3 separate regions of the Homo sapiens genome follow, and regions 2 and 3 are each linked to region 1. The links are chromatin loops, found by intact Hi-C in ENCODE. Cell type or tissue: natural killer cell. All regions are shown on one strand.

The links. A loop is a pair of places that touch in the nucleus more often than their neighbours do. Peaks named below come from ENCODE experiments on the same cell type or tissue, not always from the same donor. Only the 100,000 strongest peaks of a DNase experiment are listed, where the experiment ranks them.
Region 2: it touches region 1 in a loop (13-fold over the local background); 2 of 110 quality-filtered maps call a loop at or near these places.
Region 3: a loop joins it to region 1, with 5 times the contacts of the local background. A loop is called at or near these places in 2 of 110 quality-filtered maps.

Annotation. Positions count from the first base shown.
Region 1 is chr13:80,381,312-80,389,311 of GRCh38, forward strand. No RefSeq gene overlaps it. Among named protein-coding and RNA genes, the nearest start is that of SPRY2, 44 kb to the left of the region's middle. In natural killer cell, no CTCF peak of the experiment used is centred here; a DNase peak (open chromatin) is centred at 4,890.
Region 2 is chr13:80,474,167-80,482,166 of GRCh38, forward strand. No RefSeq gene overlaps it. Among named protein-coding and RNA genes, the nearest start is that of SPRY2, 140 kb to the left of the region's middle. In natural killer cell, no CTCF peak of the experiment used is centred here; a DNase peak (open chromatin) is centred at 4,085; H3K27ac peaks cover 818 bases.
Region 3 is chr13:80,869,784-80,877,783 of GRCh38, forward strand. No RefSeq gene overlaps it. Among named protein-coding and RNA genes, the nearest start is that of LINC00377, 140 kb to the right of the region's middle. RefSeq lists enhancers at 1,030-1,530, 1,531-2,031, 3,916-3,995. In natural killer cell, no CTCF peak of the experiment used is centred here; a DNase peak (open chromatin) is centred at 4,018.

The DNA.
Region 1 (8,000 bases):
TGTCTCGTGGGATATATTTTAATATCAACCAGTTACAGATGTGAGAACAGTCCTATTTGTGTAAATTACAAGTGTCCCCAGAGAACTTCCACATGTTTGGGGAGCCATAGGACTCACACAGGTGTGCCCCTGGAACCTCAGCAGCTAGAATAGAAGGCCATCGCCTCATGCCCACTTCAGTTTTCATTTGAATTAGTCATGAGGCTACGTTGGGTTCCAGCACAGACCCATTTCCAACATTGGATTTTAGCAGTGTCCAGTGTTATTTATTGAGTCTGCCTAACCCACTTTGCTAATGCCTCATTATCTTCCCAGGCTGATCCCCTTTGCCTTCTTCCCAAAAGAGCATTCCTTCTCTTCTAGTTAATACATCTTTTTCCTTTGAATGCTACTCCTCATTAAAGAGCAAACACAACTCATCTTAGTATACCTAGCTTGGCATCTATCTACCCTGTAGCCCGTTTCTGTCTTGTGGGCCAGTGTTGTTTAAGCCACCATTAAACTATTAGTTACTATCGTGCACTAATAACACCAGTGCACTTAGAATACGTTTTGCATCCAGAAATGTTGGATCCCTCATACTAGGCTTAGATGAGCAATCACACGCAGATGTAATTTAGTTTGAGTGTACTATGAGGCCTCCCAGGATTTCCTTGTCTCAGTTTGGGGCCATTCTTTAGGGGTAATTTGGATCTACCAAGTGATGCCCCCTACTTTAATTCCATCAGAAAAACACATTGTTTTTTCCCTTCTTTTCTTTTCTTTCTTTTCTTTTTTTTTTTTTTTTGAGACAGAGTCTAGCTCTGTCACCCGGGCTGGAGTACAGTGGCACCATCTCAGCTCACTGCAACCTCCGCCTCCTGGGTTCAAGCAATTCTCCTGCCTCAGCCTCCTGAGTAGCTGGGATTACAGGCGCCCACCACCATGCCTAGCTAATTTTTGTATTTTTAGTAGAGTGGAGAAAAAAAAGAATATGAAATAGCCTTATGGGACAATTTAATTGTGTATTTAGTTTCACCATGTTGGCCAGGCTGGTCTCAAACTCCCGACCTCAGATGATCTGCCCACCTCAGCCTCCCAAAGTGCTGGGATTACAGGCGTGAGCCACCATACCCGGCCCCCCCTTATTTTCTCTAATAGGTTTCCATCCATAAAAACAAGGTTGATACATAATTGTGCATGGAACATTGTGGGATATTGGCCATGCTGCATTATATTTCAAAGCCCATTATAATAACCAGGGCATTTCTAAGCATTGGATCATCAAGGTTTATAGTTACACAGTGATTACTGTGTTTGGAGCTGCATATTACATGGTTTGAAGTCCTAGCAGAAAGCAGTTCTCAGAAATTTCTTCCCAAATGATATCTTTTGTAGTAGATGTCATATTTTCTTTCATCCACAGGCCTTAATGCAGCAGCTGTCCAAACAGGATGCCATCCATTCATCTTGGATCTGCCATACTTAAACTAAGTGGCTCTTTGTTGAATTGACAGCTGTGCATAGGGCACTGTCTATGTGGCAATAGATTCTGGCCGCTTCTCAGGTGGTTCCAAAGTCAGTCCTGAGCTGAATCCAGCAGCACACCAGCCACCATAGGACACTGTGGGTAAAGGGGAGACCTGGGCATGGTGGTTCCTATCCTGGTTGTGGTGTTGGTCACGTTGTGCATCGCTGAGCCTCAGACCCACCTCATTCTGACAAAGGGCAGCAAGTCTGGTGATAAAGATGATGCAGAGCTAAAACAAAGAGTTTTTCTAAAATGTTGACATATCCATCAAATATATGCTGAGGGCAGAGACAAGCAGATTCTACTACATCACTGATTTTAAATATATATATATATATAAAAGAATTGAAATTTTTTCATTTGTTCAGAGGGTTTCCAATGAGGAATTAATGCTTTTGTAAAGATTTCCTCTTTCTGCATGTTGAAATTGCTAATTTAGGCTGGGTACAGTGGCTCATGCCTGTAATCCCAGTACTCTGGGAGGACTAGGTGGGAGGATCACTTGAGCTCAGGAGTTGGAAACCAACCTGAGCAACGTAGTGAGACTCCATCTCCACAAAAACTAAAAATAAAAAATTAGCCAGGAATGTTGGTACAATGCCTGCAGTTCCAGCTACCTGATAGGCTGAGGTGGGAGGATCACTTGAGCCCAGGAAGTCAAGGATGGAGTGATCTGTGATCATGCCACTGAACTCTAGCCTAGGTGACAGAGCAAGACCTTGTCTCAAAAAAGGAAAAAGAAATTTCTTATTTAATAATACTTTTTAATGGATACACTTTAAGATTAATTCAAGGCTGGGCGCGGTGGCTCACACCTGTAATCCCAGCACTTTGGGAGGCTGAGGTGGGTGGATCACAAGGTCAGGAGATCAAGACCATCCTGGCTAACACGGTGAAACCCTGTCTCTACTAAAAAATAAAAATAAAAAAAAATTAGCCGGGCATGGTGGCGGGCGCCTGTAGTCCCAGCTGCTCGGGAGGTTGAGGCAGGAGAATGGCGTGAACCCAGGAGGCGGAGCTTGCAGTGAGCTGAGATCATGTCACTGCACTCCAGCCTGGGCAACAGAGCGAGACTCCGTCTCAAAAAAAAAAAAAATTAATTCAAATATTACATTCTCTGTGAAGTGTTGCTTAATTCTTTAGGCTGAGTTATTTGCTCCCTCTAAATGTTTCTTTTCTTCTGCTGATTTTTTTTTCTCCCATTATATGACTTTATTCAAGCACTCATTCATTCATTTAGTAAATACTGAAAATCTGCTAAGTGTTGGTTAAATGTATTAGATGCATATTTATAATTATTTGTTTTCATATCTATTTCTTCCATTAGACTACGCAATTCAAACTCCAAGAACAGGACTTGTGCTATCCTCTCTTGCGTTTACATTGCCTATAGCATTGCCTAGCATGTAGTAAATGCATAATGAATGACTGTTAAATGAATGACAGATTGACAATATATTGGAAAGCTAAACACCTAGTTTCTGAATAAAACAATCACCATTTATAGAAACTTTTTGAATACACCAAATCTTTTGATAGCAGAAATAGCTCTATATCTATATTCATTTAATGGAATCAGATGTCACAAAAATACGAATTCTGCTCTGTTCATATAGGTGGATACGTAATTAAAAAAAAGGAAACAAACCTGAAAATGTTGTGCCTCTGTACCAAAAGCAATAATATTAAAATATATTGAGCCTTTACTATGTGCTAGAGGTATTGGAACTCTTTAAATGCATTAACTGAGTTAATCCTCATAACAACCCTTCTATTTAAGACGTAAAAAATTGAGGTGCAGAAAGTTTAAATAACTTGCTGAATGTCCCACTTACTAAGTGAAGGATCCCAGATTTAAGGCCAGGCAGTGTATCTCCTGTTTGCATTCTTAACTACTATGCTGTACTATAAAGTATTAGACTAATAAAGTATGTTCAATTTTTTCACATGCTTAGGAACTCAGCTCCAATGCCTGTCCTTATTGTAGCACCCGAAGTCTTAGCTTAGCACTAAGCCTTGGGGTGTGCTAAGCTAAGCCCTGTGATGCTTGGCTCACAGACCAAGAGTGTGCCAAAGACATCAGGCATGCTGTAGACATCTCTCTCCTGTTTATTTTGTATCCCTATTTCTAGTCCTGCGCATTGATATGGTCTCCTGTGCCTAAAGAAAATACTTGAAGATTTAATATAAGTTATCCTGATTTGGTTAATATAAAAAGCTCTATAGAAATCATACCTCAAGCCTAGGGGAGAAAAGGAATTGCATTAATGAGCCTTGAGCCCAACAATGGCCTCAAGATAACTCATCCCACGTGAATGGGTAGGAGATCCAGTGGTGTTTACCATGAGAACTGTGGTTAGTTTGCTAGGGCTGTCATGGCAAAATACCACAGATTGGGTGACTTAAATAACAGAAATTTATTTCTTACAATTGTGGAGCCTGGAAGTCCAAGATCAAGGTGGTTTTTTTTCTAAGGTCCCTCTCCTGATGGCCTCATTTTAACTTAATTACCCCTTTGAAGACCATATCACCAAATGCAGTCATATTCTGAAGTCTTTTTTATGTAACATAAAGTATAAAACTCCAACATACTGTGTACTGACGTACAAGAGGTTAGGGCTTCAACATGTGGATTTTGGGGAATAGGATTCTTTCTCTAAGGGACTAATTTTTCTTTGTTCCTCACTTAGAACACCCAAGCAGTAATAGACTTGGACCGCGGGATTTTCTTTTGAAAGGCAGGATGGAGCACAAACTCTGAAGTTAGACTGCTACCGGTGTAAATCCCGACTTGATCACTTACTCCATTTTTTGCTTTGTGCTCTCTGGCACTCAGTTTCCCCATTTGTAAAATCTGTGTAATATCTTCGAGAAAATGAGATAATCTGTGTAAAATTTGGTGACATAATCTGTGTAAAATGACTGTGGCAACAATGAAGGCAGTAAGGTTAGTTCCATTTCTCTCTGTTCAAGGAGTAGGTAAAGGTTTCTGTTAGAATCTTGGGAAGACGTCCTTTGCTTGCTCCTCTAGTGAGAATTCAGTATTTTCCCAAGGGAAAGAAAACTCCGAGTATACTTGAGAGTAGTTGAAATACAACTTTTAGGTATACCATGGATTACTTAGGCTTTTGTGGGTTGGACTGGGGACTAATAATTACGTAGAGCCCTTTATATGGGGAAATGATACTCAGTTTGGGAATAAGAAATAAGGTGTCAGGAGCTAAAGAAGGGGACAAAAAGATGTGTTGGATGGGAAATCAAGGACCCAACTACATGGTTGCTGAATAAACTAATAAAGAAAAGCTATCACTAAGATGAAGCAAACATAGAGGTGTTTCAGGGGCAGCTATAGCTCAGTGGTTTTCAAAGGAAACCACATGTGGGGCCACAAGACATCTCTCAGCTTGAACCTATTGGTGGAGCTCAGGCTTATGATATATTGTTAAGATGAACTGAGCAATACTCACTTGCAATTAGAATCCTATACAATTTGTTAGAGTAAGACCAGGAAGAGTAAGACTGGATAGTGGTCTGCCATTTGAGGGCACCTAATAAGCATTTTCTGTGCATAATTACTGCTCACACACTTTGCCCTTTTATCTCATCATAGAAATAGACTGAATAAGGTATAATTTATAGTTTATCACCATATTTCTTTGGCTTTCAGATCACTTCTAGAAAACATTTCTGATTATATGTATTTGTATGTGTGCATATGTATTATGATAACTATCATAATGGTTTACAGTGGAGCTGCATGAAAAAAAAATAAAGGAATAAAGTTAAGTAGAAAATGCCAACATACTGCATACTGGTAATTTTCCACTACTTAAGAGAAAATGTCACTTTTCTCCCAAACAATCCAATTCTTACTCTTATCACCAATGTACATAACATGATTGCTATTGCATATCTGCTATGTAAACATTGCTTTAATATTTTTCATTACTTTTGTCCAAATGACCCTGAGTAAATGTAATATCTGGCACAAGGTGCTGGAGTTGTGGCACTGTTTGAAAGCCAGTGGCTTTGTTGTATAACTTGAAACCCTCAGAACTTTGGCACAGCTAGAGGTTTTTTTAATTTTTTATTGGAAATTTCATTTTTATTATCCATGAAGCTCTATTGTCTAGTAATCAAACACTAAAGGCTAAATGAAACCAAATAATTGATATAATTTTAACTCTCTAATGGGGTAATAATTTTAAAGATGCTATACACATGAATTGCACCCAGTAGTTGGCAAAGTGTTACCATTTACACACACACACACACACAACCCTTTTCAGTAGAAATAAAATTCATTTTTACAAGAAGCTTACTTTCTAAAAAAGAAGGAATGTAATCTCCTCATTATCTTTCTGTGAATGCCTTCATATTGACTAATGTTAACATTTGCAGAGAATTTTTTAAATCTCTAAATCACAGTTGTATTATTGTTCAATGCAGACAATCTATCTGCTCTCTTCCTACTGAATCAGGCATCTTTCAAGAATGTTTAGATTTCTATGTTATACTGCTTAGAACCAAAGTACACAATATTTTTTTCATTATAGTGAGAAATTAAGTAGCAACTGTTCTGACACAATATTTAACAATCCATTTAAAAATAACTTTTATTTACTCTCCATGTCAAAAATGAAATGAGTGTATACATGTTGAATGACCCTTTCTATGCTTACAAAGTATTTTATTATAATTTTTTTCTGAATAATTTTTAAAGTAAAAACTTAATAGATGGTTAAAAGAAACCTCTCAAATGTTAATCCATAATGCTCACAATAAAATCATTAATTCTCTTAAAAATAAAAAAAATACGCTAACATTATAAACAAGGTGGATATGAATTTTCGTCATTGAAAAGCTAAAGCTGAATTAACAACACATTGGAAATAATTGACATTTATTTTTTATCATCATCATTATCATCATCACCACAGCCACAATCACTGCAGAATTTATTATTCTGGATTTTGTCAAAAGCAGCTGTACAACAGAAGCTTTTTCCCTATAAAAGTATTCTGAAATCCTCATAAAATCCAAAGTAGTTCAGTTTTTTTCCTCATGGAGGAAAATCTGTTTATCAAAAATTTAATTAGATAAACTGAGGAAGAATTTGAATGAAAAACAATGAATAAGCTATTGTTGTAGAGCTAGACTATGATGTGAATGCAGAGTTCTAGTTCCTGGCTTCTAGATTTGACTTTGCCACTTGAAAGTTGTTTGATCTTAGGTAAATCATTTAACCCTCCCACTATCATTGCCTAGGGTCTTGGTTTCCACATCTGTAAAATGGAGCCTCAATACCTTATCCTGCTTACTGCACACTTACTACACTTTTAAGATCAAATGAGATCATGCAAGTGAAATGCTGTCGGTATTTCCAAGTGTTATGCAAATGTAGTGGTCGTTATTATTTTTTGAGTAAAGGAGGAAAGCTTGGTGGATGGACTTGCTCAGAATACCTGAGTCCAAGTTTCTGTTCTTTCACTTACTAGCTAGGTGGACTTGAGAATATTGGTGGAGCTTTTTCTAAACTGCTAAAAAGGACATAAAAATGCCAACTGCACATATAGAATATATAAAATCTTTATGAAATTCAAGGTAGTCCAGTTTTCTTCCTGGATAGAGGCAAAATTGTCTGTCATAATTTTATTGAAATGAGGTTTTTCTATAAAGCAAAAAAAGAATTCGAGTAAGAGGTAATAATGCACAAGCTAAAGAATGTGTTTTCAAACCTGTTAAACTCATTGCAATACTTAAATCCACCTGCTGACGGCCCCTGAATTTTTTTATAGGATGAACTAGTGGAACGATCAGGCTTAAAACAGCAGCTGGATAACCTGTTACCTGAGAGTCAGCAAATATCCATGGTCCTCATCAAGCAGTGCCACAGAGAGAGCCCAGTAGAGGTTAACTGGAAGGTCACCAACTAACTCCCGCGTGTTGCTACTTGAACCCTTTGTTGAAAGTCAGGCAGAGCGGTCTAGGATTTCTTTGAATGAAATAATCAAATCTAGCCCATTAAGAGATGACTTAGAAAACAATGAACATGTACGTGAAAATCTTGAACTTTTTTTTTACCTAAAGCAGACTTTAAGAAATCAAATAGAAATGACTTCTGTGAAATAGAATAGGCAGTTGTTAATATAACCATATAGCAGCCTCAACATAGCAGCTTCTAACTCTAATGATTAGTAAGTTCTTGCTAATATCTCTCATATAGATTTTTATATTAGTAAGTCATTGCTAATGCTGCTTTTTATATGGCACAATTCAAAAGGACTGTGTGCCAGAAATATTTAATAAGCCCCATTCATTTGCATGGCTTTAAGCAGAGTTATGAAACCTCCACTATTTTCCTGGTTGTTCAATTTTCCTCAGAAAGTGGCTCTCATTGCTCTCCAGTTCTGTAATCTTTCTACCTCAGCTCTTTAAATTAACTTTGTGCCAGCAACCAGTCTATTTGGCTTTTGGGATGTTTTAATAA
Region 2 (8,000 bases), 93 kb after region 1:
AACCTGATTCATTAACCTCATTCAATCAGACATAGATATATTATGGTATCTATATACAATAAAATCTGTATATAGTTCTCTTTACTGGCCCTGCACACGAGCCCTTGTCAGAGACCAGTATTTCTCTGACAAAAAGAGTTATCTAAATCTTTTTTCCTCCAAGTTTTGTCCATGTACCACCAGCAACAACATCACAGCAGAATCTCAGGCTCCATCACAAACCCACTGAAATTAAAACTGGTGTTTGACAAGACCTACTGGTGATTCCAAGTGTCTCTAGGATTTGTGTAAGCAAACAGTAATGGAGAAGGTCATTTTAGAAGGGAGGCTTGCCGGGCATGGGGGTTCATGACTGTAATCCCAGCACCTTGGGATGCCGAGGCGGGTGGATTGCCTGAGCTCAGGAGTTTGAGACCAGCCTGGGCAACGCAGTGAAACCCCATCTCTACTCGGGAGTCTGACACAGGAGAATTGCTTGAACCCGGGAGGCGGAGGTTGCAGTGAGCTGAGATCGTGCCATTACACTTCAGCCTGGGCAACAGAGTGAGACTCTATCTCAAAAAAAAAAAAAAAAGGCTCAGAGGCAGCAAGAGATATAGAATTTAAAGGTCCCCAGTGATCTGGATGTCGCTGAAGTTTTTAAACTGGGGAATAATGTAAACCAAGTGTTGAGAAAGAAGAGCAATGTGATTCCACCATTTAGGTGGGTGTGGAGAGAGAAGGCGGAAGCACTAAGAACACATGGGGGCACAATACTGAAGCAAAGGCATTATTGGTCTGGTGTGGGCTTTTGGCAATAGGGATGGTAAGGGAGAGACTGTGAAACATTCTGAATTAATTTATTTGATGAATTAGTTAAGTGACTTCTTGGGATGAGTTAACATGACCCCAGGAAAATGAAATCGGTAGGGAGGAGGCACAAAGTTTAATGCAGAGAATATAAGAGCAGTGGTAAATTATAGAGAAAGAATGAAGCCCAGCTCTCAATTTCTCAGGTTTGCACTCTACTCAATTAAACTTATGGTAGTCCCTTTGCCTGACACCTTCATAGCTAAAATATATTTTTTAAAATGAAGGTGGTGGTGGTGGTGGACATCTATATAGCTTCTAAAACATTGACTTTACCCTGCCTAACAGGAGTTTTGACTTTTACTCCTGTGTTACAAAGGACAACTTAGATATCTATTTTCTGAATATTAGAAACATTTAACGAATACTGTCTATATTACAGTGCAACTTTTTCAATATTTAAAAATATTCTGGAATATTTAAGTACTTTAGGGCTGTTATCTTCAAATTACAATATAATTTTAAAATTTTTCATGTTTGATAATTACTGTTTTTTTCTTCACATTTTTTCATGAAAGCCATCAAAAATATACCTCAAATGAATTTCATGATTACAGTGAATCCAAGAGATTAAGAACACTGGATAGTGAAACCACAGACCTCATTTACATTTTCTTAATATAAAATGAAAAATAAAGCATATATTGTTCTTACACCATTTGGTTCAAAGAAGCCAAATAAAAAAGCAACGAAAACAACATACTCCTGACAAAGTGCTCCAATAAACTAATGTTTTTTGACTGAGACTGATGTTTTTGACATTTGTTATTAAATGGAGTTGTTGCACTCTGCAATGCACATGGCAAATTCTAAATACAAGAGCAAAATCCAAACCGAGTAACTCCTCCTTTCACAGTACATCCCGTCATCTTGCTCCTTCCTAGACTGTTCCCATTCACTCAAAATAAGCTTGAGATCCTGCCTTGTGGGGATAACTGCAAACTGCAGTCAGATGTAGGAGCTGCTTAATCAGGTCTCAGAACCAGGCCTTAATTAGAATGCTTGGAAAAGAAGAGCAAATGAAAATTATTAAGCTGCACTGTTTATTCCTGTTTCTAATTTTAAAGAGGAAATCATGCATTAATTAAGCCATGGGTTAATGCTTTGAGGCACATTTTTGAGATACCCTAAAATAACAAGGAGAAATTTTTTTTGTTCTGTTTTGATAAACCCACTCTTGACTACTTGCTATATATGGTATGATATACTTCAACATAGAGTGTAACAGGGCACGCTATACTAAGTCTTGGTTGAATTTTAAAAGAATTACTAGACTTAAGGTGCGGCATGATAATCAAAGTGAGGCAGGTATTCCCTAAAAGTAAAACGGAAATGTGTAAAACCCATTTTCAGAGGTGAATGGAAGGTAAATTAGATGGTTTAAGAGAAGAGCACAATTCTACAAAGAGCTACATGGGCAGATAATTTCTAATGAGCAGAAAATGGCTTTTACAACATATTTTGGTGTTACAGATTTGAATCTGTTGATGATACCATACTTTGTGATAATCAGACTTAAGAAAAATAGAGTGATTGTTTTAAGTGAGAGCAGAAATATTATTTCTATTTTCTACAAAGCAATGACATAGGGATTATGTCTTCTTTAAAAAAGTTTTTAGCAATTCTTTCTCTAATTTTTTTACCCTGATCCAAATTACGAAAATGAAGAACATGCATAGAAATACTCCTTGTAAATTTATCTCCTTACATGACTCTAAAGTAATAATTTAAATTCTTGTTCTTTCTAGCTCCACTGATTTAGATTCTCACTGAGAATGATGAATCCTGGATGCTTCTTTGAAGCATTACAGGTTGTATGAGCATATTCTTTAAGTGTTACATCAGTGCTCAAAAAACTTCAGATTTGGGAGCATTTTGGATTTCAGATTTTCAGATCTAAGATGCTAAACCTGTATTTACTCACCACACAGAGACTGTCGTTCTGCATCTCCACTATTCTCTCAATATCCAAAGGTCATAGAGAGTTGCTTAGCTTATGTGGTCTACTTTCATTTTGAATGTCTTTATGATAAAAATGATCTATCTTTAAAGCAAAATTTTATTATTAGGTCTTTTGCAGTCTAAAAGCTGTGTGAGGAGAGAGACTGAATCCAGTGTGTGTGTGTGTGTGTGTGCACGTGTGTGCATGCACATGCACGTGCTTCTTATTTACTATAGAATTTTAAACACAGTAAGCATGCAGAAGCTATTTGCCATGTAACAGAAACTACAGGTGGGGCATTGGGCATCATTTAGATTAGGGAAACATGCTTTGGGATTCAGAGATACAATTCATTAAGAAGATGGAAAAGTATTAAGAAAATTATGAAGGTAAAGCTCTTTAGGAGACATTTTAATAGGCAGAGTTTCAAACAGTTGCATTAAGTAGGAAAACTCACATTCTTTCCTTGAATCATTCTCTTTCTTAAGATCAGACCATTATATTAACAGGTTTTTGGGTTTTTTTTTTTCCTCCCTGTTTTTCTAGCACTTTATTTCAGGCACTTCCCTCCTTCTGACATTTTTCTGAGTTCCTTACACTCTGGAGTCAAAGATCCCACAGTTTTCCACCAGCCAATTCTGACCTCTTGTTCTTCCCAACCACCACTATCATAAAACCAACAACAACAAACAAACAAAACAAAACAGTTCTCCATGTATAGCCCTTTGGGGCTCTATGACGAAGACCCTGTTTTATCAAAGACTGTTTTCCAGAGCTTGCACTCATCTTTGACACATAGTGTCATCATCTCCCCCTTTTATTTTTTTGCATGCTTTTGTTCCTTTAGCTCACTGGTAATAATGTTTGCTGAAAGGAAGGGCAGAACAAGCTGCAACAGGACTTATGACACCATATCATGGAAAGATAGCCTCCCGGTAAATCTAGGCCTCCCGGTAAAGATTAGCAGTATAATGAATAACAAGTTATAAACAGACCCTGAGGTTAAAGGATAGCAGCATGCTCTTGGCCCCCACCTTATATAGCAGACATTTTTTCCACAGACGTTGGGCCAGAGACATCAGGGCACCCATAGGGACTCATTCAAACATTCTCATTGTGCTTTTCATACTGTTTACTAGCCTGGACTGCAGATCCGAAAAACAGCCAGCCTTCACATTGTTGTTCTCTATTTTCATCTTGGGCAAAAAGTGAGAAACACTTGTTTGGAAAATTAGGTATTTTTAGTCATAGTGCAATGAGTGTTAGGTGTTTGTGGTTATCATGTTTAGTATGTGGAGGCTGACAGGAACAAACATGTTCAGATTGAGGTCCAGAGGTGTGAAAAGACATTAACAAGAATAAGGCTATAAAAATACATGTCTCTTCTTACAAAGCAAAACACTGCATGTGTTTCTTCAAAGAACTGAAAGGTCCTTATACATGAGGATGAGGTTTGCACCATTATTAATTCAAGATGCTCTTTCACAGGGAAATGGCTCTGAAACTAGGTGTCGTATATATATATATATATATATATACACATATGTGTGTGTGTGTATATATACACATATATATACACATACATATGTATGTATATATACATATATACACGTATATATGCATACATATATATGTATATATACATATATACACGTATATATGCATACATATATATGTATATATACATATATACACATATATATGCATACATATATATGTATGTATGCATATATACACGTATATATACATATATACACATATATGTGTATATATACACGTATATACACGTATATATACGTGTATATATACATATATATATAGGCTAATGAGTTATTTACATTTAACACAACCATTTATTATCCTCCCATTATGTGCCAGGCATTTTGCTCAAGGTCAGGGATAAAAAGAGCAGGACTTTTGCCTGAGGGGAACTTGGAAGCTTGGTTGAACAACAGGGTTATAAGTAAATATCATGTAACATCCTGATTTTAGTGCTGTAGTAGAAATTATTCTAATTAGTATCTAATGGGCATAGAGGAACATCCGTACTGCCAAGGATTGGTGGGAATTGAGAGTGAAAAAGAACGATTAAGAGAGAAGGGATTTTGAACAACTTGGAGCAGAACGTTGACGAGGATTCATAGATACCACGCAAGGGGAACAACAAGTAATTTGTGTATTTTTAGCAATGGTTCTCAAAGTGCAGTTCCTAGACTAGCAGCACCAGCATCACCTAAAGCTAGTTAGGAATGCAAACCTGCTCCACCCCAGACCTGCAAAATCAGAAACTCTGGAGGTGGGGCCCGGCAGCCAGGGGTTTATACACCCTCCAGGTGATTGTGGTGCATGCTACAGTTTGGAAACCACTAGCTTTAGGGCGTGGGCTCTCAAACTTGACTTCGTGTCAGAATCACCTGGGAGTTTAAAAATATGATGCCCGTACCCCATCTCAGAGGATCTGATTCAACTGGTCTGAGGAAACTGAGATTCTGAGAAGAGAGTAATTTCTCTAAGGTCACATAGTTAATAGGTAGGAATTAATGCCCGGGCCTGTCACCAAAGCCCCAGTTTGTTCATTTTGTTGCATAGACCTCTCAATCTGTGTGAGGGCAGAGATAGAACAGCCTTTCCCGTGGATGCCTGGGCTCATTATAAAAGGCCTTTCATTGTTTATTTCTGTTCTGTGAAAGAATAGAGTCTTTGTGCTGGGCGCCGAGGCTCACACCTGTAATCCCAGCACTTTGGGAGGCCGAGGTTGGGGGATCACCTGAGGTCAGGAGTTCGAGACCAGCCTGGCCAAGATGGTGAAACCCCATATCTACTAAAAATACAAAAATTAGTTGGGCATAGTGTCTCACACCTATCCCAGCTACTCAGGAGGCTGAGGCAGGAGAATCACTTGAAATCAGGAGGCGGAGGTTGCAGTGAGCCAAGATTGTGTCATTGCACTCTAGCCTGGGTGACAGAGGGAAACTCTGTCTCAATTAAAAAAAAATAATTATAAAGAGTCTTTGAACAGTAATGGTACTTGAAGATGTGGCTTCGTAAGTTGAGAACAAGGTATAAATATACCTTAGCTATATTTGTGTTATGTTACTTTTAAAAAATGCTAGCGAATTTGTTTGCATACCTATAAACTCTCTAGACTTACTACAATATACCCCCACTTTCAGTAAATCCGATATACAGAAATTTTATTTAGAACCAAAAAATAAAATCGCCCTCAAGCAGACAATATTTTTACTTTACAAAAGCATTCACATGGGTTTCCAGGCCCTCAAGTTCAGTGTTTACTCAGCTATTATGTGGGTAAGGGCTACTGGTGGCCTTTGAGCTTTTTATAGTAGACTTTATGTGTTAGAGAAGTTTTAGGTTCACAGCAAAATTGAGCAAAAGGTACAGAGATATCCCATATCCTCTCTGCACCCACACATGCACAGCCTCCCCCATTATCAGCATCCCCACCAGAGTGGTACACTTGGTACAATTGATGAACATGCATTGACACATCATCATCACCCACAGTCCATAGTTTACATTAACGGCTCACTTATAGGTGCTGTACATCCTGTGAATTTTGACAAATGTATAATGACATGTTTCTACCATTAGAGTATCATAGAGAATAGTTTTACTGCCCTAAAAATCTTCTGTGCTCCAACTATTCATCCCTCCACTGATCATCTTTTTATCATCTGCATAGCCTAGCCTTTTCCAGACTATCATACATTTGGAATCATACAGTAGGTAGCCTTTTCAGACTGGCTTCTTTCACTTATTAATATGTGTTTAAGTTTTCTCCATGTCTTCTTATGGCTTCATAGCTAATTTCTTTTTAGTGCTGAATAATGTTCCATTGTCTGGATGTACCACAGTTTATCCACTTACCCGCTGAAGGACATCTTTGTTGCTCCCAAGTTTTAGCAAACATGAATTGAGCTGCTGTAAACATCTGTGTGCAAGTTTTTGTGTACATGGACATAAGTTTTCAACTCCTTTGGGTAAACAGTAAGGACTTCAATGGCTGAATTGTATGGTAAGTGTGGGTTTAGTTTTGTATGCCCTTGAGATTTTTATTGGTATGCAAATGATATTCAAATGATTTGTAGTTAAACATGATTTAATGGCTCTTCTAAGCAAAGATACCTGATCTCTCTGCTAAATGCTCTGCATGGATTATATCATTTAATCTGTGCAACCAGATATGAGATACATAATACTACTTTTACAGAGGCTTAGGAAGATCAAATAGCTTTCATTAACTGTATAAGCTTGGATGTAGTCAATCCAGGATTTAATTCAGACCAACTGAAAACAGAGCCCATCTTTAAACTGTTTTGAACTCCATGTCACTCTAGGTGTCTGTGTTTCATAGTCCCTTCTTAGCAAAGTAGCCACTAATGGTTCTTATTTACTGCCCGCAGCAGCTAGCTGGACACCTGGGAATTTGGTGATCTTGGAGGTGGCCTGGATCTAGAACTCTGCCTTTTAGGAAGTTTCTCTAATGAGTTCTGCCTAATTGAGTATTTTCTTTCAAAGAATTTTGAAATATATTAATCAGATAGTATATTGCTTAGCAACTTGAAGAGACGTGAAGAAGCAGAAATCCATCTGACTGCTACAGAGAGAGGTGTTTTTTTCTGTGTGTGTGTCTGTTTTTTTTTTTTTTTTTTTTTTTTGGTTGTTGTTTACCTACTTCTGGGTGTTTTCTTAGAAAAACTCCCATCACTTAGGGAAAACTTGCTGTGTCTTTGTTTAGTGTCATCTCAAAGAGCCTGACTAATATAATCTCAGAAGAATCCAATGAGTTATGTATGTATGGGTGTGGAAACTTAAAAATTGAGCTTTGAACTTGTATATGAGTCAGAGACTATTTTGTCAATCTGGAGACATGAATATGTGCTCCACCCACCATCTTTTAATTACATGTATTGATACCTGAGATAGGGAAAAGGAAGATCTGAGTTCTTGACACAGTTCTGCTATTGGGCTGCAAAGGTCTCTTAGGGTATATTTATTTTTCACTTCTTCTGCTGATGCCTTGAGTGACCCTGACATTCAGCATCTAGTTCTCCACAGCACATTTGAGCAATTGTTAGAATCACCAGAATGACAGAAGAAGAATTTCATACCTAAGCAGACTTTGTTAGAAACATAATTTACACATATGTTTCTATCATGTACTTATTTGACTCTGATGATGATTCTT
Region 3 (8,000 bases), 490 kb after region 1:
TCTTTTTCTTTTTTTTTTCTGAAAGCCAGTTTATTAAGAAAGTAAAGGAATAAAAGAATGGCTACTCCATAGACAAAGCAGCCTCAATATTCTTATGTAACAACTTTAGTTTGATCAATATTTAATCTTTATATTTTAAAAACTATAGCTATGTTACTTAAATTTGAGTCTTTCAACATGATTCTCTGGCTTTTACATCACTCTTTTGTTTCCTGTAAAGTTAACAATTGTTTTTATTCTGCTTGATTTTCCCTGTTCCTAGTGCTAATTTATCAACAAACTCCTCACTGCTGATGTAAAACTTAATTCTATAATGGGCAATTTATTTAGTGCATTTTTTTTTTGAGAAATTTTTCGTGGGTTCTCCTGTCTAATCTCACCTAAACTGATTTTTCTCTGAGCGTTGTTGCACAGCTTCATCTTGAAGCTTTCATTTACCATAAACCATTGTCGCTCTGTTATATTGTATCTTCTATTTCCTGAAAACCGTGGCTTCTTCCTTGGTATGCTTCTCTTGGGAGTACGTCTTCTTTCAGCCTCCTTTAAAAGAGTGCGAGTGAGATGATCTTTGTTAAGCTGACATGTCTGAACTTGATCTATACTTATGATTAATTAATAGCTTGATGGAGTGCTGAAGCTGAGACTGGAGATAGCTTTTCCTCAGAATGTTGATGATGTTGTTTCCTTTTTGCTTGCCATCTAGTGTTGTTATTGAGAACTCTAACATCATAATCAATCTCCTCCTTTGTATGTAAACGTTTTTCTCCTGTTAGGGAGTCTTTGGGATCTGTTCTTTCTACTTGTGGTTCTATAATTTGCCTTGGTGTGGTTTTGTCTTCTATTACTGTTCTGAGCATTTAGTGAGCCCTTTCTATTTGAAAGTTTATGCTCTCAGTTTTGGAAGTTTTCCTTGATTACTTCTTTAATAATTTTCTATTTTTTTCTTTTTCTATTTCTGAATCCTCTTGTAGTTAGATTTTGCATGCTCTATATTGAAGATTTTGTATGCCTTGTATTGGTAATTTTTAAATATTTTTATTTCCTCTTTTATATTTATCATAATACCTAGTTTCTACTATCATTCTTTGACAACTTCTAACCGTTTTAGTTATTTTTCAATAGAAAATCATAAGGCTTTTGTTGTTCTCTGATTTTAAAATTACATCCTAGTTTTTCAATGCAACATAAATTTTTCTTATTTCCCCAATAATTTTAATAGTAGCTGGTATTGTGTACAATTTTCTTTTCTTTCCAGAATTTCTTCCGTTTTCTCCAATTTTTACTTTTTTTTATTCGTTGGTATTGGTATGTCTTTCAGGCTCTTGCATGTCTATCAACCCTTGTGCATCCAATCACTTTTAAGAATGAAGTGCTAGGCCAGGCGCGGTGACTCATGCCTGTAATCCTAGCACTTTGGGAGGCCGAGGCGGGCGGATCACGAGGTCAGGAGATCGAGACCATCCTGGCTAACATGGTGAAACCCCGTCTCTACTAAAAATACAAAAAATTAGCCGGGCGCAGTGGCGGGCCCCTGCAGTCCCAGCTACTTGGGAGGCTGAGGCAGAATGGCGTGAACCCGGAAGGCAGAGCTTGCAGTGAGCCGAGATAGTGCCACTGCACTTCTGGCCTGGGCGACAGAGCGAGACTCCGTCTCAAAAAAAAAAAAAAAAGAATGAAGTGCTAAAATGTTACATTGGGGCATTTGTTTGGAGTAGGGCAAAACATTTCAACAGGTGGTTTTCATGTCTACATAGTAAAATAATCAAATGCGGATGTAAATATTTTATTGCAAAGCCCACACATGTTGGTATTTGTGAGTCACTTTTCCTAGGCCAGATTCGCCAAAGAAAACTCCAATTTCCTGCTTCGAGCTTAGAGGAGGGGAAGATATTAACTTGGCTTATAGCATTCAGAGATCTCAGAAGGGACAAGTGGCTGGAAACCACTTAATACAGAGCTTTTCCATTGTAATCACTACCCACCTCCACCACCCTCACCTAAAACTGGTGACTGATTATTTAAGAATGTTAAATGACTTTGATTATTTAAGAATGTTAGACAATAGCATAGTGAGAACTTGCCGTAAGCTAAATATTTTTAACTGCTTTCACACAAATTATCTCAGGTTTCATGTTTAAAGTAGATAGGGCCAGGTGCAGTGGTTCATGACTGTAATCCCAGCACTTTGGGAGGCTGAGGTGGGTGGATCACTTGAGACCAGGAGTTCAAGACCAGCCTGGCCAACATGGCAAAGCCGCATCTCTACTAAAAATACAAAAAAAAAAAAAAAAAAAAAAAATTAGCCAGGCATGGTGACGCATGCCTGTAATCCCAGCTACTCAGGAGGCTGGGATGAGAGAATCACTTGAACCGGGATGCAGAGGTTGCAGTGTGCCGAGATCATGCCACTGCATTCCAACCTGGGCGACAGAGCATGACTAGGTCTCTAAATAAATAAATAAAGTAGATTGGTAGTTTTTCCATTTTATACATGATGAAAATGATGTTTAGTAAAGTTAGTAAATCCCACTGTCAGTATGTTTGATGTGACCCATGAAGCGAATGGATATTAAGAAAGGCATTACGTGTTTGGTTGCAGTTTTTGCTTATACCTTTGTTATTATGTCCAATATTATAAATTAAAGCAGAAATCTGAGAGTTTTTACCTATTATCTGTTCAGAAGATATGACCCTAACTTTGTATGCAAATACTAAAAGTTCTCGGATAGAAAAGGAAAAGCTGTTCTCACCTTTTTCAGAGTCTCATCTAATCAAATCATGTTTTTCAGTGTAAACTGGTTAATATAAATATAGGACGATCAACCAAGGAGATATGAGCTGCCACAATATTGATAATCTACATCATTAAGAAATCCTTACTTCAAACAAGTACTTAATGCTTTTTTCAATGTTTTAGCCAGATAAGCTCGAGATTTTCCTGTCTTCCTGGAATACTGCTGATTCTGGTCGGGTTTCTATAATATTCTTCTTGGCCCAATTTCACTACTGGGACTTAGGTCAACCTAATTGTTGTAATTTTAATGACTCTAGTTTACTTGTCTCTGGCTAGTTCAGTGTGCTGTAAACTCTCCCAGAGATGTGAAGATGAATGAAAACTTCTCTAATTATTTTTGTAGACCAAATATATCATTGGCATCCAAATCTGACAAAGATATTACAAGAAAGAAATATTGAAGATCAATATATCTTATTAATATTGATGCAAAATACTAAATATTATATTAGCAAACAGAATTCAAAGTCACATTAAGAGAATCATACGCTATTACCAAGTTGAATATATTATAGGAATTCAAGGTTGTTTCAAGTAAGTCTATTATATCTCACATAATAATAACATACCAAAAAAAACTTCATAGATGCCAAAAAAGTCTCCCCAAATTCCACTCATTCCTGATTTTTTAAAAAGACTCAAGGTAATAGAAAACTTTTCTTGGTGTGGTATGATGCCTATATTTAGTTCTAAAGTTTATTACTTAATGGGGAAACAAGACCTATTTCCACTAAGATAAGAAACAAGGCAAGGATACTCATAGTCTCCAATAAGATAGTTGAATATAAAATTAGTTTATTAAATTAAATTTTTGGAATCATATAGTTCCAAAAAATAAGAAAGTACTTACAAATGATGATGCCATGTCAAAGAAACTCAGAAGCCAATTAATAGCTTTCATACACACAAAAATAATGAATTTGGTGTTATAATGGTAAGGAAAACTTCACTTATATTGGCAAGAAAGAAGAGTAAAAATTTAGGATAAACTAAATGAGAAATAGGCAAACCTATATAAGATAAATTTTAAAATATTCCTGAAAGGGTGGACTGCCCTTCCTATCTGGCAATAATAAGCTGCCCTGTCCTCTACTTGCTGGAGTGTTAGAGCAAGTCTTGAGGTGAATCAAGACTTTCACCACCACCCAGCAGTAATGAGGCCACCCTCTCTGTGGTGTCAGTGGAAGCCACAGAGGGGAAGTAACAAACAGTTTCTGTTCCAGCAAGCCTGAGAGGTATCAGTGACTGCTTGGTTGAGAGCCGGAATTGTCACCACATCCATGAGTAACAAGGAGCTCCCCACAAACTTGTGTGTCATTAAAGTCAGACTGGGGAACCTAAACTTTTAACCTAGTAAAGAGGCAGCATTCCTTTTTCTACTGCTGGAGTGGTATCAAAAGAAGACAGCTAAAATAGAAGGTTAAATAAGATCCAGAGATCCATACAATATTAATCAAAATATATGATTCAATAGAAACTACCCTTCTTATGAAGACATAGGAAGATCTCAAATAGAATAATAAAAGACAAGTGACAGATGCCAACATCAAGGTAACAGAGGGTTTGGAATTATCTGAAAAAGATATTAAAGCAACCATCAGAAAATTTTTAATGAGCAATTACAAACACCCATGAAATAATACTGTAAGCAAAAAATGAAAGATGTAAAGAAAAATAAAACGAAAACTTTATAAATAAAAAATAAAATAATAAAAAAATGGGATCAACATTAGAATGGATGGGACAAAAATAATTATTGAACTTGAAGATAGAATAATAGAAACCTAATTTGAAAAACAGGGAAACAAGTAGACTGAAAAAAAACTTGAACAGACCCTCAGAGATCTGTGGCATTATAACAAAAGCTCTAACATTTGTGTCATCAGATTTCCATAAGGAGAGGAGGAACAGGGAACGACTGAAAAACTGCTCAAAACAATAATGGCAGAAAACTTTCCCAATTTGCCAAAAGACATAAACATACATTTTCAAAAAGCTGAGTGAATACCAAACAGAATAGATTGAAATCCACACCAAGGAACATCATAGTCATACTTCTGAAAACTAAAGACAACGAAAAAAACCTTGAAAAACCATGAGAGAGAAAAGATACCTTACCTAAAAGGAGTCAACTTAAATGACAGTGGACTTCTCATCAAAAATCTTGGAAGCCAGAAAGCATGTGGCTCAACATTTTTCAAGTGCTGACAGAAAGCATTTAACCACAAATCCTACATTCAGGAAAAATATTATTCAGGAACTAAGGAAAAATCAAGGCATTCTCAGATACAGAGAAACTGAAAATGTGTAACCAGCAGACCAAAAAGAATAGCTAGAGGAAGTTATTTCAACCAAAAGAAAATGTAAAAAATGGAATCTTTGAATACCAAGGGGGAAGAAAACTATGGAAAGAGCAAAAATATGTGCAAATACGTTCCCTTATTCTCTTGTATTAAATTATGTTTCATGGTTGAAACAAAAATTATACCACTGACATGATTTAAAATGTATAAAAAATGTTTAAGACAATTATGATTGGAGGAGATAAAGGGAGTGTTAAAGGACATCAGATTTCTATACTTGATTCAAACCAGTAAATATATTCTGGATAATGAAAGCTGATTTCTTGCTGGATGGGGCAGGCATTAAAATAAGGAAGGAGGCAAAGCCAGGATGACCCTTGTGGAATTGTACTGGAACCAAAAAGACCAATATGTAGTCATGGTGGTTTTTCTTTTTTGTTTTTTTTTTTTAATTTAAATATATACAGTTGGCTATGGGTCTAACTGTGTATGCATGTATGTGCTTACATATATTTATTTTCAGGCTTAGATTATTCTTAAAAGAATTGTCCCTAAAAAACAGTGTGCAAATGTAATGCTGAGATATTCATTTATAAATACCATTTTCCAATAAATGGAAATAGATGATTCTAGGTCTGAGGTAAGAGGAGAAAGCACAGAATGAGCCTGAAACATCAATCATATAGTTCCAGAAACGAAGAAAGTACTTTAAAATGATGATGCCATGTCAAAGGCGCTTGGGAATCGACTTCAAAAAGCAACCAGTGGCCAAATCTGGAACATTTTTAGCCACAAAATAATGGTGCTAGTAATGTTTTCATTTTTGTTTTTAAAGACAGAGTTCTGCTATGTTACCTGTGAGCCACTGTGCCTTGCTGATAGTAATGTTTTATAGCCCATAGACCAAAGTAAATATCCATTAGATTGCACTGGGGTTATAAATAATGAATAGATAAATATATAGTAGAGGGAAAAAATAACTATTTTCAATAGTAGCATTTCAGTATATAAATACAAAAATAATAACTGAAATTAAAATCACCTTTTTGGCTGGGCGCGGTGGCTCACGCCTGTAATCCCAGCACTTTGGGAGGCCGAGGCGGGTGAATCACAAGATCAAGAGTTCAAGGCCAGTCTGGCCAAGATGGTGAAACCCCGTCTCTACTAAAAATACAAAAATCAGCTGGGCGTGGTGGGGCAGGTGCCTGTAATCCCAGCTACTCAGGAGGCTGAGGCAGAGAATTGCTTGAACCCAGGAGGTGGAGGTTGCAGTGAGCTGAGATCATGCCACTGCACTCCAGCCTGGGCAACAGAGCAAGACCCCATCTCAAAAAAAAATCACCTTTTTTGTTTGGTTTGCAGACACACACTGTAATCATTGTAGTCAAGAATTATCAATGTGCACCAAAATTAGTTGGGGAAGGTGTTATGAGAGACAGGATATTTGCAATATTTCAAAGTATCTGCCCATAAGATACTTATTAGTTAAAAGTGAAAATACTAATATTGCGGGACAGAAACTTGGCAAACCTCATTTTAACAGTTATCAAATGTAATATCACCAATAATGAGACATGTCATCCTATATCTGATATGAGGCACTGAGAAGGGTGCAACAAATTTCTGTGGTCCTCTTGCCAAATATGTATGACACATACTCAAGCTGACTAATGAGCAATGTAAACTTAATGCAATGATGAGTGCCGGATTAGATGTTAGGCCGGTGTAAATAAATTAGTGAGACAATTGATAAAGGTGAATAAGATGCAGATGAATCAATATTATTATATCAATGTTAATTTTTAAATTTTGATAGTTATACTATGGTTATGCAATGTGTCAACATTTGTTAACGAGTTGAGAAAAGGGTTTTGGGGAACTCTTCATACTATATTTGCAACTTTGTATAAGTCTGAAATTATTTCCAAATAAAGTTAAAACAGGTAAAAATAAATAAAATAACTAGTGTGACTTCTGTCTCCTGATTGTTCATCAGCTATGATTTTAAATTTGTTGGTATAGTATATATTAAAACATTTAGAACTATATATAAAGATAATTTAATACACTATAGAATAAGTTCATTATTCTGTTTGGTTTGCCCTTAAATGATTTTAAGTTAAAATGTCCTTAAACATTTATTACCATTGTTACATTATTACCTTTTAAATTCAAATTTAGATTTATCTGTAGTCTATAATTTAAAAAATCTCTTACTTTTTCCTGTCTTTTAGGTAAACTTTTCATAGTTGAATAAAAACCAAGAACAGATTAGTAAGTACTAAAATAGTATGGGCCCTTATCATTGTATCTTTTCCAAATAAAGTTATCCCAGTATATAATCTTTACAGGCAAGCCCTATTTGGCAAAGAAACTATGTCCAAATGTTTGTGTTTCAAACATAGAGTAATTATAAACAGTGTAGCAACTTCTCATGATTGGCAAAGAAGAACACATATTGGGGTTTTTAACATTCCACGTAGTTTTATTAACATTTATCTTCAGTTAGGCATTGAGTACATGTGAAGACAATATTGGAATTGAGATAAAATATATACACTTAATGTTTTCTGTAAGGATAAGACAAAGATAACATCTTATTTGATAGTTTGAACTGGTTGGAATTTGACCAATTAGAATGAATAGCTTTGCCTGAAAATCTTTATCTTGATGGTCAGAATTTAGATGGGTAAGCTGCCTGATTAATTCCAGATTTCAAATATTTTCATTCCAAATTTTCTTCCTGGCAGGATAATTACCAGGAATAATATAGATGAGTACAAATGTTTTTGGAAAAATTTATGTTGTTTAGGGTTAAAAATAAGTTCACGATATTTAAACTTGGTCAACTTAAATGATATTTAAAGTACTTGGTAAACTTTGTCATCTTCTAGTTTCTAAAC